Linked DNA regions of Homo sapiens: region 2 is linked to region 1. A link is an interaction called in ENCODE POLR2A ChIA-PET data of the cell type or tissue named here. Cell type or tissue: A673. All regions are shown on one strand. Each heading gives the region's core, and the rest is flanking DNA. Links, peaks and the distances in the headings are about the cores only.

What was found. ChIA-PET counts read pairs that join two places held together with the same protein. Peaks named below come from ENCODE experiments on the same cell type or tissue, not always from the same donor. Only the 100,000 strongest peaks of a DNase experiment are listed, where the experiment ranks them.
Region 2: POLR2A ChIA-PET joins it to region 1 with 5 read pairs; 1 of 35 experiments calls an interaction of 5 or more read pairs at or near these places.

The regions. Positions count from the first base shown.
Region 1 is chr12:126,427,045-126,435,270 of GRCh38, forward strand. The region is part of intron 2 of LINC02825 (long intergenic non-protein coding RNA 2825); the gene reads right to left. LINC02350 (long intergenic non-protein coding RNA 2350) reads left to right here. Exons shown (of 3, transcript NR_146291.1): 2 at 156-223; 3 at 6,831-7,183. Among named protein-coding and RNA genes, the nearest start is that of LINC02350, 5.0 kb to the left of the region's middle. In A673, for the core only: no CTCF peak of the experiment used is centred there; DNase peaks (open chromatin) are centred at 4,087 and 5,957; H3K27ac peaks cover 983 bases.
Region 2 is chr12:126,782,433-126,790,658 of GRCh38, forward strand. No RefSeq gene overlaps it. Among named protein-coding and RNA genes, the nearest start is that of LINC00944, 14 kb to the left of the region's middle. In A673, for the core only: a CTCF peak has its summit at 2,083 (motif pointing right); a DNase peak (open chromatin) is centred at 2,089.

The DNA of each region.
Region 1 (8,226 bases), core at 1,026-6,025:
ATCAGTGAGATTTTTATTTCTCAGATTCACCCACAGCTAAACTGGGGGTCATGTGACTCACTCTGGGAAAGCAAGTGATGCCTATCACTTCTGGAATGAGGTATTTAAAAGCTGATGTACTTTTTTATCTCTCTCTCTTTTCCCTTGCTACAAAGACCCAGAAGCCACTTGCTCCACATCTGCAGTTACAAGGCAGAACAAATTTGCCAGAACCAAGCTACAGGTACTACTATGAATTTAGTGTGTATTGGTAGTTGGTGATAAACCCCCTGACTAATCCAAAATATGTCTTTCCAATTCGTTCTCAAAAGCCCAAACCAGTAATATAGAAATGGCTGTTTTTCCAGGCAACAAAATCCAGAAATAGAGTTCCTCTGTTTCAGCCCGAGGCTACTGTATAGGAGGCAGAAATGTTTGTTATTAGATTCTAAAATAGTAACAATACATCCACGGTGGCACAATTCCCAAATCTGATGGAAGGTCGGAGCTCTCTGGGCTTATAGTGATGAATTAAGTTCACATGAGCTAAGCAGATTCAATAAATCATAAGAAGATTCTATTGACTATACTGTGAATAAAGCTTGAGCCAGAAGCCTGACATTATATACAACTTAAACTAAGAATAATAGTTCCTTCTCTGGTCATTTACCCGATAGGTAGAATAAAATATCAGAGCTGAAGGAGCTTTCAAAAATGATCCTAATGAATCCCCTTGGTTTAGTCCCAAGATTTATTATGTTCCATGGGCTTTGATGGACACGGAGATAAAGGATACATGACACCCAACACCTTTCCGCACGCTTATAGTTTACATAAAAAATATTCAGAAACTAAAAATTGACAGACGCATACATTAGGTTTATATAAAGGGTACTATGCAGACTTAGAAAGGGGGTACCTAGCTCAGCTTGGAGTTCAGATAAAGCTTCCAGAAACAATGAGAACCAAGTTAGATTATGAAGAATGTCAGGCAGAAAATATAGAGATTTTCCAAAAAGAGGAAATCTGTGAGCAAAGGAGTAAAACTATGAAACAGCATGGCACAGAAACCTCAGATGCATGCATGGCCCTTTCTGTGTTTCACAGGTTGATCTCAATTCTTTCTACATCAAATTTAGTTGGATATTGCTTAAGTGTAAAATGGAGAAATGGTGGTGTACAAAGTTGGATAATATAGACCAGAAGGGAAATCTACTTAGTGAAGGTAGGTTATTAGTAAATGTTTTATTTGTTTGAAGGGCTTTAGAGGCATTAGTATGTGGTAATATAAGAATCCTAGTATAATTTTAAATAGGTTGTATTAAATTAGTAGGTTTAGGGGAAGACATCTTAGTAAGAAATGGTATGAAAATACAGGCAAGAAAATAAAGAAGCAATACTGGGGAGACTACATCCTTCTAAGGACAAAAATTACGGGATCCAAGTATGTTAGTTGAGTCTAACCTGGTGGGTGAAGATATCTCAGGATGAGTAGTTACGTCTACATCAGCCTTGCTTAAAAGATCCCCTCCTTGTGATAATGATATTATACATCAACACCAATGCACAGGAAATAAATGAAAGTGAGTGGTGCCATGATACCTGGTGTTGCAGGTTCCACTTTGGAAGAGGGTCTGAATTAAAGTTTGGGAAGGGTTTTTTCTAAAGATAGAGAGTGAATTCCTATAAGAAAGAGCCTGGGTAGTCAAGGCATGAGATGCACCGAGCCTGGGAGCCTGGGAGCCTGGGAGTGTTTGGACCTTGCCTTCAGAAATCACACGGGGATCCAGAGGTGTTAATTAAGTACAGGGAAGTCGAGGAGGCTGAATCATGAACTCTCACAGACAGAGTCCTGATGGAAGAATTTACCCAAAACTCTTAGATGACTTAGCAACAGCTCTTCAGTGACAGGCACCCCAAACCAGACATGTGTATGACGTCATCGGGCTCCACGCACTAATTTCAAAGTGAGGAAGGCTCAGTTGTTCCCTGGGGAAAGTAAGATTTTAATCTGATTTTTTATTTTCCTCATGCTTCCTTTTTATCCCTCTGACCTTGTTTTTTCTTATCACTGAAATGAGATATATTCACTTTGCACAAGTAGCAATGTTGTATGTAAGAGCATCTCTGATCATCTACAGATGGCCTGATTCTCAAATTGCAGGCTTTAATTTTTGAATAAAATGTCATGTGTTTCAAATCTTGGAACATTTTCAATAAAAAGAAAATCATTTTGAGAAATAGTTTGTGCATATGGTTAAATATTAAATCTGTGTTAAGATGGGATTTTAGATGTTTTCAAATATGGTGTGGAATGGCAATCCTTCAATAATATCCTAAATATATAAAGAACTCTTAGAAATAAAAAAGAAACAAACAAAACAAAATTTAAAATGTGAGTAGGTATTTCTTCTTTACCAAAGAAGAAATAGAACTGAAAAATAAACCTCAACATTTTCAATAACAAAACACATTACAGGTACATTTATACTCATAATATTTTAAATTAGATATATAATTTTACACACAGAATATTAATAATCCAAGCTTGAAAAGTACATTGGATATTAGTACAAACTGCTGGGGTGCATTAGTCTTTTCTCATGTCACTAATAAAGACATACACGAGACTGAGTAATTTATAAAGGAAAGAGGTTTAATTGACTCACAGTTCCACATAGCTGGGGAAGATTCACAATCATGGTGCAAGGCAAAGGAGGAGCAAAGGCATGTCCTACATGGCAGCAGGCAAGAGAATCTGTGTAGGGGAACTGCCATGTATGAAACCATCAGATCTCATGAGACTTATTCACTATTACAGGAATAGCATGGGAAAAACCCACCCTCATTAATCAATTACCTTGCACTGGGTCCCTCCCATGACACATGGGGATTATGGGAGATACAATTCAAGATGAGATTTGGGTGGGGACACAGCCAAACCATAACATGGGGAGATTGTATATTAGTGAAACTTTTCCTAAGGCACTTTTGCAATATGTTTCAAAAACTTGAACAATATATAACCTTTAATCTAGCTGTCTTATATTTGCGATATTAACCCTAAGATTTTATTCACATATTTTGGTTCTTTTTACATTGCTTAAAATAAAAATTGGGAACAAACTAAATGTCTAAAATTCATGAATGAGTCAAATTTGAGTTAAATGCATACAAGGTTGCAAACTGGAAGCTAGGAGGACAATACAGCCTAGAGGTATTTTTTCTGTGGCCAACTCAGTGATTTTTTTTAAAAGTTCATTTACTTGCCAATATTTATAAATATGCTTTTAAAATAAATCCTGGAATGTTGGTTTGCCTCAAAACACCAGAACATCCATAAACACTGCATCTTAACATGACAGAAATTGGCCACGGTAAAATATGAACTGCTTTCCTTAGACTGTGTAAGCATTTTCCTGTTTATTCCAGTACCCATCACTCTATTGATATACACTTAATCATTACTTCAATCATTTCCATCACCTGTCTGGATATTGAAGTATTTAAGTTCATGGTTCCTGGTGTATATAAAACATAGCTCATTTATATAATGTAATATTAGCCAGCCACTAAAAAGAAGGTACTGCTGAAAAATACTAATAGAAAAAGATATGCATGATATTAAAAAACAAACATGTTATCAACTATTGTTTACAACAGAATTATTTTCTTGACTCCAAAATGCAAAGAGTAAAAGACTAGAAGATTTGAATCCAAATCGTAACAGAGGCTGTCTCTGACTGTTAGAACAGCTGGCAGTTTTTATTTTCTTCCTTCTCCTTATCTGTGATTTCCAAATGTTCCACAATGTGCACCTTTGCCTTCATCTCATTTTCCTCCTCGTCTCCTGCCTCTACGCACTCACCCCAGGGCCTTGGCTGCTCCCTGGAGTGCTCTGCTACAGGTCTCTGTCTTGACCTTTCTTGGCTCCAGTGACATCCTATGTCTGACTCCATGGAAGCTGATAGTAAGAGCAAAGCCTTGTTGGCAGTGTCCAGTTCTGCTCCTCCATCTTGGAGCTCAGCTCTCTGAGTCTCCATTACTTAATGTTAGCTTGAGCATTGTGAAACCTTAATAACAGGCTGCAAGACTCAGAGATCTGAAACGTGTAACAAGATTATCTGTTGGGAAATAATTGTAACAGGACATGGAAGGGAGAGAAAGCGAGACTCAGAGAGAGAGAAAAAGATATTGCTCTTACCATCTTCATTGTATCCATGACTGGCATACAATTTTGATTGATAAAAATCTTTCTGCAGGGAATTTCTCCCTGGCCTGCTGAGAGGAGAAAACACATCTGTCCTAGGTGTGTAAATAATTGCATCCTTTGCTTCTCTACAGAGTCAGCAATGTGGCATTTCATTTCTAATTATGGGCACTGAGGTCAGTCCTCCCTGAGTTTCTAAAACACCACCTCAGTGGGCTCCCAATGCTGGGATTAAAGCCCTGAAAAAAAAAAATAATTCTCACATTTTCCCTTCTTGTTTGGGCTTATATTCTGATGACCTTAAAAAATACAGGATGCTTTTACTAATCCTAATCTACATATGACTGTGAAAATGCACAGTTATCTTAGAGCAGCAAGGGAAAAAAAGAAAATATTAAAGTGAAGAAACGTTCCTCCCTCGCAGGGAAAACTTTTTAAAATACCTCAGTGTCATGTTTTTTAACCATAAGCAAAGATTCTATTTTAATTAAAACCACCACCATTTCTCCTTCCTCAAAAGTACTTCTACGAGAAGCAACGGCCTCTTTTCCGCTCTAGCCTGCTGGAAGTGAACTCACGATTCTGCAAAGGTCTTTTCTCTACCTTGGTTTTTTCAGCAGACATCCCTGTTGCTATGTGTCTGAAGAGATGCCACAGCTGCTGATATGCTAATTCCTGCTTACTTCCAAATAGGCCTGGGTTTGTTTTGTACTTCATCAGCTGTCTACAAAGACGTTTGAGAAATAACTCCAGGTCTTTACAAAGAGAACACAGTAGTGTCTTACTGTGGGCTTTTGAAGCATCAGCACAGAGAAGAGCTCTGTAGAGAGCAGATGTTGCCCGCAGCCTTTGGGACTCCATTCCTTGGCTCAACAAAGATGGGTTACTTTTGCAATTAGAAAAAGACAAAAGAGGCAAACGATTAATACATGTATGCTCTTTAGCCTAGGAGGCAAAAAAATCATCATTTGATGATTTTTATCCCATTGTTCTCACTTATGAAAAATAAGAGATACTAAGCCCACACACACAGACAGACACTCAAAAATGCACGGCTTCTTTTGAAATACTGGAATACAGGCAATACTGAGTTCACATATCCCATGGGCACATGTACGGGAGCTGAGTAACAGGCATCCTTTCGGCGGCATGAATGTTCAAGTTCACCAGTGTCCCCTACTTAGAGGTCCATGTTGCTGCACTGTGTACTTTCACTCATGTGTGTTATCTACTGAGTGATTGTAGACACTTGTGGTGTTGATTTTTTTTTTTTTTTTTAGAAAGGATATCCCGCTGTCACCCAAGCTGGAGTGCAGTGGTGCAATCACAGCTCACTGTAGCCTCGACCTCCCAGGCTCAAGCTGATCCCCCTCAGCCTCCTGAGTAGCTGCGACCACAGGTGCATGCCACCCCACCTGGATAATATTTTAATGATTTTAGTAGAGACAGGGTCTCCCTGTGTTACTCAGGCTGATCTTGAGCTCCTGGACTCGGGCAATCCTCCTCCCTGGCCTCTGTAGACATTTGAACGTGTGATCCTGATAAATTTTTGAACATGTTTTGTTAATTTAATTAGAATAGAAAGTTAAGAAATTTGCAAGGCACAATAACTCTGGAACTAAAGACGCCAAGCTGATACTCTATCCCTGATGATTGCCAGAAACTACCTTCTTAGTAATCACACCATGATGCTATTTGCTCTTTTACTCTTTCTCCCATGAGTGTGCAGTGGAGTTTCTCAGAGGCTACAAGATACTGCAACAGAATGAACACACACACAGCTGTTTCCTATTAAGTTGTACAAAGAAGAGATTAGTAAACATGCAAAATACTTCCATTCTCCTCCCTCACTTTTTTGGAATAAGTTATTTCTATAAAAATAGGCTGTTTATATTACCATGTAATGTATTTAGTATTTTTAAAAACAGGCATCAAAGGCATTTCTGTTTTAATTTCTAATATAATAAATATTGATGGATAGGACCCTCAATAAATAAAAGTCCTTTAGAGTTATTAATAATATGTAACAGTATAAAGGGGTCCTGGGGCTAAAATAATTGACATTTACTGATTTAGGGCCATATGAGAAGTGTAACTACTTTCTTTCAGTGCCTTTCTCTGAACTTAAGATTTTCTGAACATTCCAAGCTATTTGCGATTTGCGCATGTGCTAATGGTTTCTTATTTATTACACAAGCATTTTATTTTTTATTTTTAAGTTCAGGGTACAAGTGCAGGTTTGTTCCATAGGTAAACTTGTGTCATGGGTGTCTGTTGTACAGATTATTTTATTGCCCAGGTATTAAGCCTAGTACCCATTAGTTATTTTTCCTGATCCCCTCCCTCTGCCAACCCTTCACCCTCTGAAAGGCACAAACATTTTAATAAGCAGGTTCTTACTGAGACAAATATGTATGTATGCATGTATGTGCATATGTGTATATATGTATATGTGCATATGTATATGTGTACACACACACACACACCTTTCTTTGCAATTCTGCAAACTTAGTTCTGGATTCATGAAGCCTGTTACTTTCTCTTTATGTTGCTCTTATTCAGTTCATCCTCCTCCCTGAAATTACAGATGTTAGAGATGGAAAGTAATGAATACAGTTCACCGTAGTCTTTTATTTTACAGATGGGGAAACTGAGGCCTGGAGTAACCAGTCATATTGCTTCCATGCTGGGAACTCTCCAATGACATATCGCACAATACAGAGCCAACCTCAAGTTCCCCACCATAGACCACAAGGACTTGCAAGTTCTAACCTTGCCCAATCTCCCTTATACGCCCTCAGTCCATGTGCCTCTGTGATGATGGATTGGGTCCTTCTTGGCTTCCTCCAAAGGGGCAGAACTGCTCTGGAAGGTTCCTCATGGCATTGGCAATGATCTTATTCTATGCTGCTTAAAGAGATTAAATTGACTTTGCTCTTGTTACATAATTAATGGTTAAGAATAAAATTCTGAACATTTTCAAGGAAACTTTTAATCCTAAAGCAGGTTTTGTATGCCTAAGCTTTGGTATGTTTTCCCACTCAACACTCAGAAATAAGCAGGGAACTTTCTAAAATAAATAACTGTTATTCTTTTTCCCCCAGGACTTACATTTTATCTATAAATGCATTTGTCTTTTAGTTTAGTTTATTTAGGTAGAATTAAAGTAGTTTTAACTTAGTTTTCCCAATGAAATTAGATTTTAGGTACATGAGAAAAAGATTAGTAAATCAAAGACCATTTAATTACTATTGATTGAGGTGGTCACTATTGTCATCTACCCTCTCAGCCAACTTTGTCTTTATTTAATGGGTGCTGAATGAAATCGCTCAAGTGTACAGGAAAGTCTTTTGACACTCGTATCTTGTCTAATGAAACAATGCATTTGATCTTGGGTTCCCACAATGGCCTGGTTTGCATCTTAAATCCTGATTTACTGTACTCAGTGAAGAAGAACACATTCATTCACCCTCTGGGGCTTTTCTCTGCCCATTGTTTCTTGAGTTTATATTTTCCTGCCCATTAAGCAGAAAAGGCTACAGCAGCTGCCCATCCTCTAAAGCACTGGACCTGTTTTCTCTGCCAGTCCCTGGATCGTGATAGATGATCACACTCTAGCCCTGCTCACTTGTGCATCCAGACCCTGCAGCTTCTCATTGCAGGATATCTCGCTCTATCACGCACACAGCTCAGTCCCCTTCTCCTGGGCTTCCCCAGCCCCACCACTGAGAGCCTGGCAAAAACAAACAAACAAACAAACAGCAACCAAAAAAACCCAAAAACAAACAAAATAAAAAGTAACAAAACATATAGGCACAATGATATTTGTGATATTTGTGAGAGCATCATTAACACAGAAAACTAGGGAAAGAAACTAGGCAAATGCAGTTGGGACTACCAGTATTTTCTCAAGGATTCTACAGCACCCAGGGTCCCAGGAACAATCCCTTACTCAAAAGAGAGGAAGTCAGCTGCAAGACGGATGGGCCATAGGAGTTTTTGTTTGAAACCCTGTTTTTCATTTTTTTGGGTACCCA
Region 2 (8,226 bases), core at 1,613-6,612, 360 kb after region 1:
GATGAATGGCTTTTTTTTGGGGGGGGATACCTGTCTCTCTTCATTGTCATCACCCATCAATGTCAAAGTCAGTCATCAGTCTACAAGTCGTGTCTGTGATAAGAAGTTTCCCATAATGAAATGTATACTTTCATATACTTTTTCCCATAATGGAAAGTGTTGCTTATAGGTGTTCACTGTGTATGCTCTCCATTCACCCCTTCCATAAGCACTGTACTCCCTTCTCAAATCTGGAAAAGATTAAAGGTTGAGACAAGTTGACTAATGGTTTTGCACATTATAGACAAGCTCGTTTCAGGCTAATGAAATTAAAACAAATTCAATAATGATACTTTCTGTGCAGAGCTCCTTGTAGTTTCTAATGTCCTTTCTCTTACTCTGTTTTCTATTGTGTTACCAAAGATTGTATGAGGTTATCACTGTTATCCCCAAATTCTAAAATGCAGGTGGTCAAATCATTAATCCATGCCATGTACTAGTTAGAAGGAGCATAACCACATTCCAAGATACACCCGAAAACTCAACGGATGGCAACACTCCATAACGTAGCACAAGGGCATGTGTGGTTCTTGCATGTTAGTATATATGTGTGTTCAGAAACAGGGAAGAGAGCTGTGCATTGTGACTCCAACACGAAATGTTGTGTAAGTCCCTCATTTAATAGAGCAGAGTCTATTTTCCACAAAACTATGAACTACATAGCTCACCCCGAAGGAGAAACCCATGAAGTAGGATTTAGTTACATTCTTCTGCAGTTTGTTGATAATTATTCTTGTTAGAATGCAGCAATGTGGAAATGCATTTCATGCTGTTTCATGCTGGGTTTTAAATTGCCTCTTTAACATGTTCGTGTTTGTGTCTTGAAGAACCACATTCACATCACAGGCCTAAGACCACTACCTTCAGAAAGCCTTGTGTGCAAGGTAAACCTTTGGCTATCATCTGGAAACTAGGATTTTAAGAGGGTTCCCTAACTGATATGAGGGGTTTTCTGTGCCTAAATGTCTGCACAGTGTTGTTTATGCTGAAAACCTGCTTTCCTTCTGGGAGTCTGGAATTTTGGTACATTCGAGGCAGATAATGTGACCAGAATCCGATGCAACCAGTGAGCTCATTCTGAGTCTCTAAGGGGCTTCCCTGGGCAGAACCATTACATGCATATTTCAGCACTTTTGTTTCTAGGAAACAACGTTTCTATGTGACCCTCTTGGGAGAAGGAGCATAGGAAGCCTTCACGTGGTTGCCTACAGACTGCATCTTGTTTCCTTACGATCTCACTGTGCGTCCTTCCTGCATCTCTGTAATATTTCTTAGCTGGGAGAACCTCTCTATATTGGGTCTCATGCATGCTTCCAGTGAATCTCTGAACATAGGGGTAGTCTTAGGGGCCCCTGACATTGTTCTACAGAGCAATTGGCTCATTCCACGAGATGGTGCTGGTTGACTTACGACTTGACAGCAGCAGTGGCTTCATTTGGGCTCAGGAAGTTACCTGGCAGGTGACGAACCTGGGGAGTGAGCTGGTTTTCTAGCATTTTCATCAGGCAGACGACCTGCGGGCACTGTCCTTTTTAAAATGGTAAGAGGTGTTTGCTTTAAAAAGCAGATGTTACAATATTTTTTCTTTCATTTTCACAACAATTTTTTTTCATTTTTTACTATTAAAAAGAACATTACATTTTTATACTTTGCCCTTTCCCATGTGCCTAATGCAAGTTGTTTAAACAGGAAAAATACACTTCGGTAATGCTCAATTTACTGATTGCATCGTGAGAGCTCCCTGGAAACTATTAAGTTCTTCTATTTAAATCCTTCTTTCTTTGTAGGGGTTACTGAACTGGTTCCCCTAGACCCCTTGTTTTCTATGTCCTCAATTTGCCTGTACATCAAGACTGAATTCTCTAGTTAGTAAAGATGGGTTCATCGGAATATATCGTGGCATATGGCAGATGCAGCAACTTCCTAAACCTAGCAAACTGCTTCTGGGCAATCAGCTTGTCTCTGAGAATCTCCTGACCTCTTGAGGACTGGAAATGCTGCAAATGCAAATACAGTTAAATAGCTTCATTGGGCACCCACCAGCAGAGGGCGAAAGGGCCCCAGAGTCCATATAACCACGTGTGTTTCTGCTTCATGGGCCTGAAAATGACCAGATTTCTTCCCTTGAGCTTGGCTGAAGCTTCATTCACGACCAGGCTTAGGAGCTACATCTGAGAACAGAGTGATGGATCAGGCCCCAGCATCTAAAATGTAGGTGCTGGTCAGTCACAGGAATGATAAACCCATGGGATGTCTCGCGCTTAAATTCCTTTCGTCACACCTAGAAAATGTTCAGATTTCCTCTGTCTTGGTTTGTCTTCCAAAGCTGAAACGAAAGAATGGGGTACAAACCTAAATTACCCTAATGGGATCATTAAGAGTATGTGTTACTCATTCATAGGATGTTAATGGTAACTTCCCCCAATTCAAATCAATCTGGAAATACAAATATGACTTTCTTTGGAAATAGCTTCTTTGCTAATGTAATTAGTTCAGGGTCTTGAGATGAAATTATCCTGGCTTTAGGGTGATTCCTAAATTCAATGACTGGCACCCTAATAAGAAGAGGAGAGAACATATAGAGACATACAGAAAAGGCCAGGTGTGGTGGCTCATGCTTGTAATCCCAGCACTTTGGGAGGCTGAGGCGGGCGGATCACCTGAGGTCAGGAGTTCTAGACCAGCCTGACCAAAATGGAGAAACGATGTCTCTACTAAAAATACAAAATTAGCTGGGCGTGATAGCACATGCCTGTAATCCCAGCTACTTGGGAGGCTGAGGTAGGAGAATCTCTTGAACCCGGGAGGCGGAGGTTGTGGTGAGCCAAGACTGCACCATTGCACTACAGCCTGGGCAACAAGAGCGAAACTCTGTCAAAAAAAAAAAAAAAAAGACACACAGAAAAAAGAAGTCCAAGTGACAATGGAGGCAGAGATGGGAGTGACGATTCTAGGAGCCGGGAAACACCTGGAGCCCCAGCAGCTGGACAAGGCAAGGGAGGACCTTTCCTTAGAGGTTTCAGAGGGGGCCCCAAGGGTGGAGTCACAAAAGTGAGATTTACTTAGATTTCTATTTTCCCTTTAATTTGCTCAATTGGGATAATATTTTCTTGCCTGTGGATGAAAATAGGCAGATCCATGACTTTTTATGACAAAACACAGCCTCAATTTAAAAATGATTCACTAATCCCAATTCTGAGCTACAATCAAAGGACAGCATTCTTCTCTTCTCCCAGCTGAAACTCTTTTGGTAGAAGTAGGCACGGTAAGTCTTTCTTTTTGCCCCTCATCATTGGCCTCAAAGTTTTCTCTCCTGGCTTGGAGACTGAGGGTTCTGAGTTTGCAGAGCAGACACAGAGGAAGGGGAAGAGATGTTGGGAGGGACAGGAAAGATGAGGTCACAAACACAGGTGTCAGCTGGCATCTGTGTGCTCCCTGGCCTGGGAGGCACTGGGTGGGGTACTGTCTTTTTTATTTTTATTTTATTTTATTTTATTTTATTTTATTTTATTTTATTTTATTTATTTATTTATTTATTTAGACAGAGTTTCACTCTTTGTTGCCCAGGCTAGATTGCAGTGGTGCGATCTCAGCTCACTGAAACCTCCGCCTCCCAGGTTCAAGCGATTCTCCTGTCTCAGCTTCCTGAGTGGCTGGAATTACAGGCACCTGCCACTACGTCCAGCTGATTTTTGTATTTTTAGAAGAGATGGGGTTTCACTATGTTGGCCAGGCTGGTCTCAAACTCCTGACCTCAGTGATCTGCCTGCCTCAGCCTCCCAAAGTGCTGGGATTACAGGCGTGAGCCACCGAGCCTGGCATTTTTTTTTTTATTATTTTTTAAGGGATGCTTTCATGGGTTCCTTGGCAAACCTCAATTCCCCTTCCATGACTGATGATCTTCCACTCATGTGGCCCCAAAACTGTGTGACCACATCGTCTTCCCTGTTTAGCTGCTGGGCACCCCAAAGTCTACTTCCAATATCGTCTCTGTTTGAGGTCACCTTTCTGGGAATTTTTTCACGTGACATCAGCCAGGCTCCACTGACTTATTGTTTGATGTTCTAGCCTCTCCATGTGCAGCAGCAACTATCATCTCTCAGCTCTCAGAGGAGCTGAACTCCTCACCCGTCAGATCCCCCCAGAGTGAGTCAGGCCCTGGTTCAGTGTGTCTCCCACTGCAGGGAACACATATTGGGGTTTCCAGGTAGTCCTCCTGAAATTCTTTTTTCCTGAGCTGAGGAGAGAGAAGACACACTTCCCTTTCCCTCCACCCTGGGGCCTGGAATGCACAGGGCACCTGGAATTCTCTGTAGTCCATCCCCTTCCCAAGCTTTCCTATTAATTTCTAACTCATATCATTTTGTACCCTCAACCAGAGTAGGGGCTCTCCTTGTGGTCCAGCACATCGTTTGGACTTTAGCAGGTGTTGTATATTGGTCCCTTGGCCACAAATGCAGTTTTGTCCTCTGTTTACACAGGTAAAATTGCCAGGAGAATGTCCAGTATATGGGGGACAGAGTTAGAGGGAGCTATTATTCAGTTAGCGTTGAGTATCTGGGGACTTGACCCAGGAGAAACTCCTTGTGGAAGAGACCTCTGTCACAAACACTCAACCCTCCTGTGATAGTCATGATATGTTTTTGCAATGCTATCCCATGATCTAATTCACAGAGGTGGGCTCTCATTCAGAGTTCTTAGTGTTCTGGGGGCTTATTGGTTTGTGATTCCTAAGAATTGAGTTGCATGGAGGAGGAGGAGCACAGAGGAGGAAAGGGGAAGTTCCTGCAATCCTCAGGAGATGGAGCGGCCCAGGCACTGTGTTCCAGGATGGGAGGACACAGCGGCATTTGCAGTGAGGTCAGGATGCCAATCAGTGTGATCATCTGTGTGTCTACCTGTTGTAGCCAGCATTTTGCACAGTCAGGAGCACTTCTGGCCCTCACTCCTGAATTTCCTTAAATGGCATGTGACTAGCCGAGCTCTGGGAGCAGGGGCTGGCAGGCGTAAGGACTGAGCCTGCCCTGGGGGAGCTCCTGGCTGGTTTTGCGCCCAAATGAAGTCCTCATTGGCCACCTTACATCCGTGCCCCCACATCTCCCCCTTTCTCGTGGTGATGTCAAGTCTCTTGGGTGGAGGGAGGACGACGCATCACTGTGTGTTTTCAGAGTCTCCCTGTTGGGTTAATTGGTCCTACAAAGGTGTCACGCTACAGCATTGAAGTGCAGAAAGATTCATTACAGTGCCTGGAGGTTGCTAGATTGGGTGGTGGCCTGTGCTATTGCTGACCTCTTGGTTCACTATGAGAATTGCCTCTGGAATGATGCCAAAAGACTAAGGCTGCTTATTAAACTTCAGAATAGCCAGGCTTGGTAAGATTTTTGAAACATCATTTGTGTTGGTTGTCTCCAAATTCCATAAACATGCTGAAGAATAGTCTTTGAAGGTAGTTCCTGCTCCCTGTTTTAGAGGAAGATCGAAATGGTCTCTTTAAGTGGCTCCTACATACATTTTCATTATGGAGCAAGACTTGGAGAGATCCCTGAAAATTAATTCTAGTCTAGTTCTAAATAAAGTAATGGCTTAAAATGCTTGCCCACCAAATGAAAACTAAGGAAAACAATACCCAAGGCAACAGTAACAACACTAGCTGATTATTGTATTAAGTTCTAACGTCTAACCAGGAGAAAAAAAAACACTTTTGCATTTAGAGCATTTTTTTTTTAAGACGGAATCTCGCTGTGTCACTCATTGCAACCTCCACCTCCCAGGTTCAAACTATTCTCCTGCCTCAGCCTCCTGAGTAGCTGGGATTACAGTCACACACACCTGGCTAATTTTTTTAAAATACATTTTTGGTAGAGGCAAGGTTTCACTGTGTTGGCCAGGCTGATCTCAAACTCTTGACCTCAAATGATCTGCCCGTCTTGGCCGATTCATTTTTAAATGCAGGAAAGTAGCTGCATGGGATCAAACACCTCAGAGGCCAAACAAGGAGCAGGGAGACACCCCAGGATTTAGCTGCTGTCACCCCAACCAAAAAGAAGGAAGCGGGTAATTGGCTCCTTCCAGTATGACACGGGTGTGACGTAGACACGTCACCCTCATCCGTTTATGAAAAGCATGGATAGAGCATATGAGGGAGGGACCAGGACAAAACATTTTGAGTGTGGCTTGGAATTTGCGAGTAAGTTAGTAAATGGCTCATTTTCTTTGTCCTTTTTTCCTACAGGATTCCTTCTTGCTGGTGGGTGGGGGCAGGGGCAGAACTAAACTCCTCTACACAGGGGTCAGCTCCACGTGATACAATCTGGTTTTATTCAATGTATTGGCATATCATTTCCAAGCCTACCAACTTGATGTGGGGCTTGGGGCTGCTGGGCTATTGGATGAGTGCTATCATTTTATGATTGAATCTCCTGTTATTGCAAGGGAGGCTTTTTGTCTTCTAAGCTGATTAGGATAGCCCAGAAAGAGCACTAGGCCACTTCCATCTCACGAAAGCCCCACGCCTCTCCCCACGTACCTCGTTCCCACATCCGATCCCTGACACTGACCCTGTTGGTTCCCATTATGGCCTCTATCCACACAGCCTCTCTCCAGTGCAAAACTTTAGTGAAGAATCTTTTCTTCTGAGAACGATGGAGATGGTGTGATGATGGCCCCTGAAGTTAGTCACAGCTTTGCACAAGCTTGATTTAATACTAGACATTGCTGAAAATGTGAAAGGAGGTGTGTTAGTGTTATTTTCCTGGTGTAAAAAGAAGTCACAAATTTGGTATTCTAAAACAACGCATATTTATTATCTTCTGGCTTTGGTGGTTGTAAGTCTGACATACTACTGGCCAGGTGTGGTAGCTCAGGCCTGTAATCTCAGCACTTTGAGAGACTGAGACAGGCGGATCACTTGAGGTCAGGAGTTCGAGACCAGCCTGGCCAACATGGTAAAACCTTGTCTTTACTAAAAATACAAAAAAATTAGCCAGGCATGGTGGTGTGCGCCTATAATCCCAGCTACTTGGGAAGCTGAGGCAGGAGAATTGCTTGAGCCCGGGAGACAGAGGTTGCAGTGAGCCGGTACTGTGCCATTGCACTCCAGCCTAGGCAATAAGAGCAAAATTTGGTCTCAAAAAAAAAAAAAAGAAGTCTGACACACTTATTAAAACAAAAAACATTACTTTCTGTGAGCTATTCTTTGTGTACAATGAGATGTTTTTGAAGCATTTTTCTTATCGGTGTAAATAGCACTCACATTTTTTTAACCACTGAGATGTTTTTGAGGCATTTTTCTTATCGGTGTAAATAGCACTCACATTTTTTTAACCACTGCGTAGTATTTTATATTCACATGTATCAACTAATATTTGAATTTCTTTAGTTGATGGTCATTTAGGTTGTTTCCATCCTGAATTCATCCATTGTTTGCTGCTACAGTACAGTCTTGTTAAGCTCTATCTGGTAGGAATGGGACATTTGCCAATCGGTGACACTTAGAAGTACACGGCTTACAAAGATTCTAAGGCAGAGTCTGGGTTCAATGGGAAGAAGCTCTAGGATTGATAAGCTATGTGGATCTCTGCTACAGGGAAAAGCGAATGGTGCTATTGACAACAAGCACCTGCTCTGCATCCTGTTTCTGCATTGTGTGGTGGGATGGGATCAGTGCAGCCCCCCGCCATTCTCCCTGTGGCCAGTGAGGCTGACATTTAGAATCATGACTCCAAAGGTTGTCTGACCTGCAGCCCGTGGTCAGCAGCCTCAACAAATCTTTACCTAGTACTGTGACTGTATTCCATTTATTAAGACAATAAGTAGGTTCTTATGAATTAAAAATTACTTGAAAAAAAGCTGAATAGCAGTAATAATTAGAGAAATGCAAATCAAAACCACAATGGGACACTATACACACAAGTCAGAATGGCTATTACTAAAGTCAAAAAAATAACACATGCTGGTGAGGTTGTGGAGAAAAGGAATGTTCATACACTGTTGGTGGGAGTGTAAATTAGTTAAACCGTTATGGAGAGCAGTGTGGTGATTCCTCAAAGAACTAAAAACGGAACTACCGTTTGACCCAGCAATCCTACTGCTAGATATATACCCAAGGGAATATAAGTCATTCTACCATAAAGATGCATGCACCTGTATGTTAATTGCAGCACTATTCACAATAGCAAAGAGGTGGAA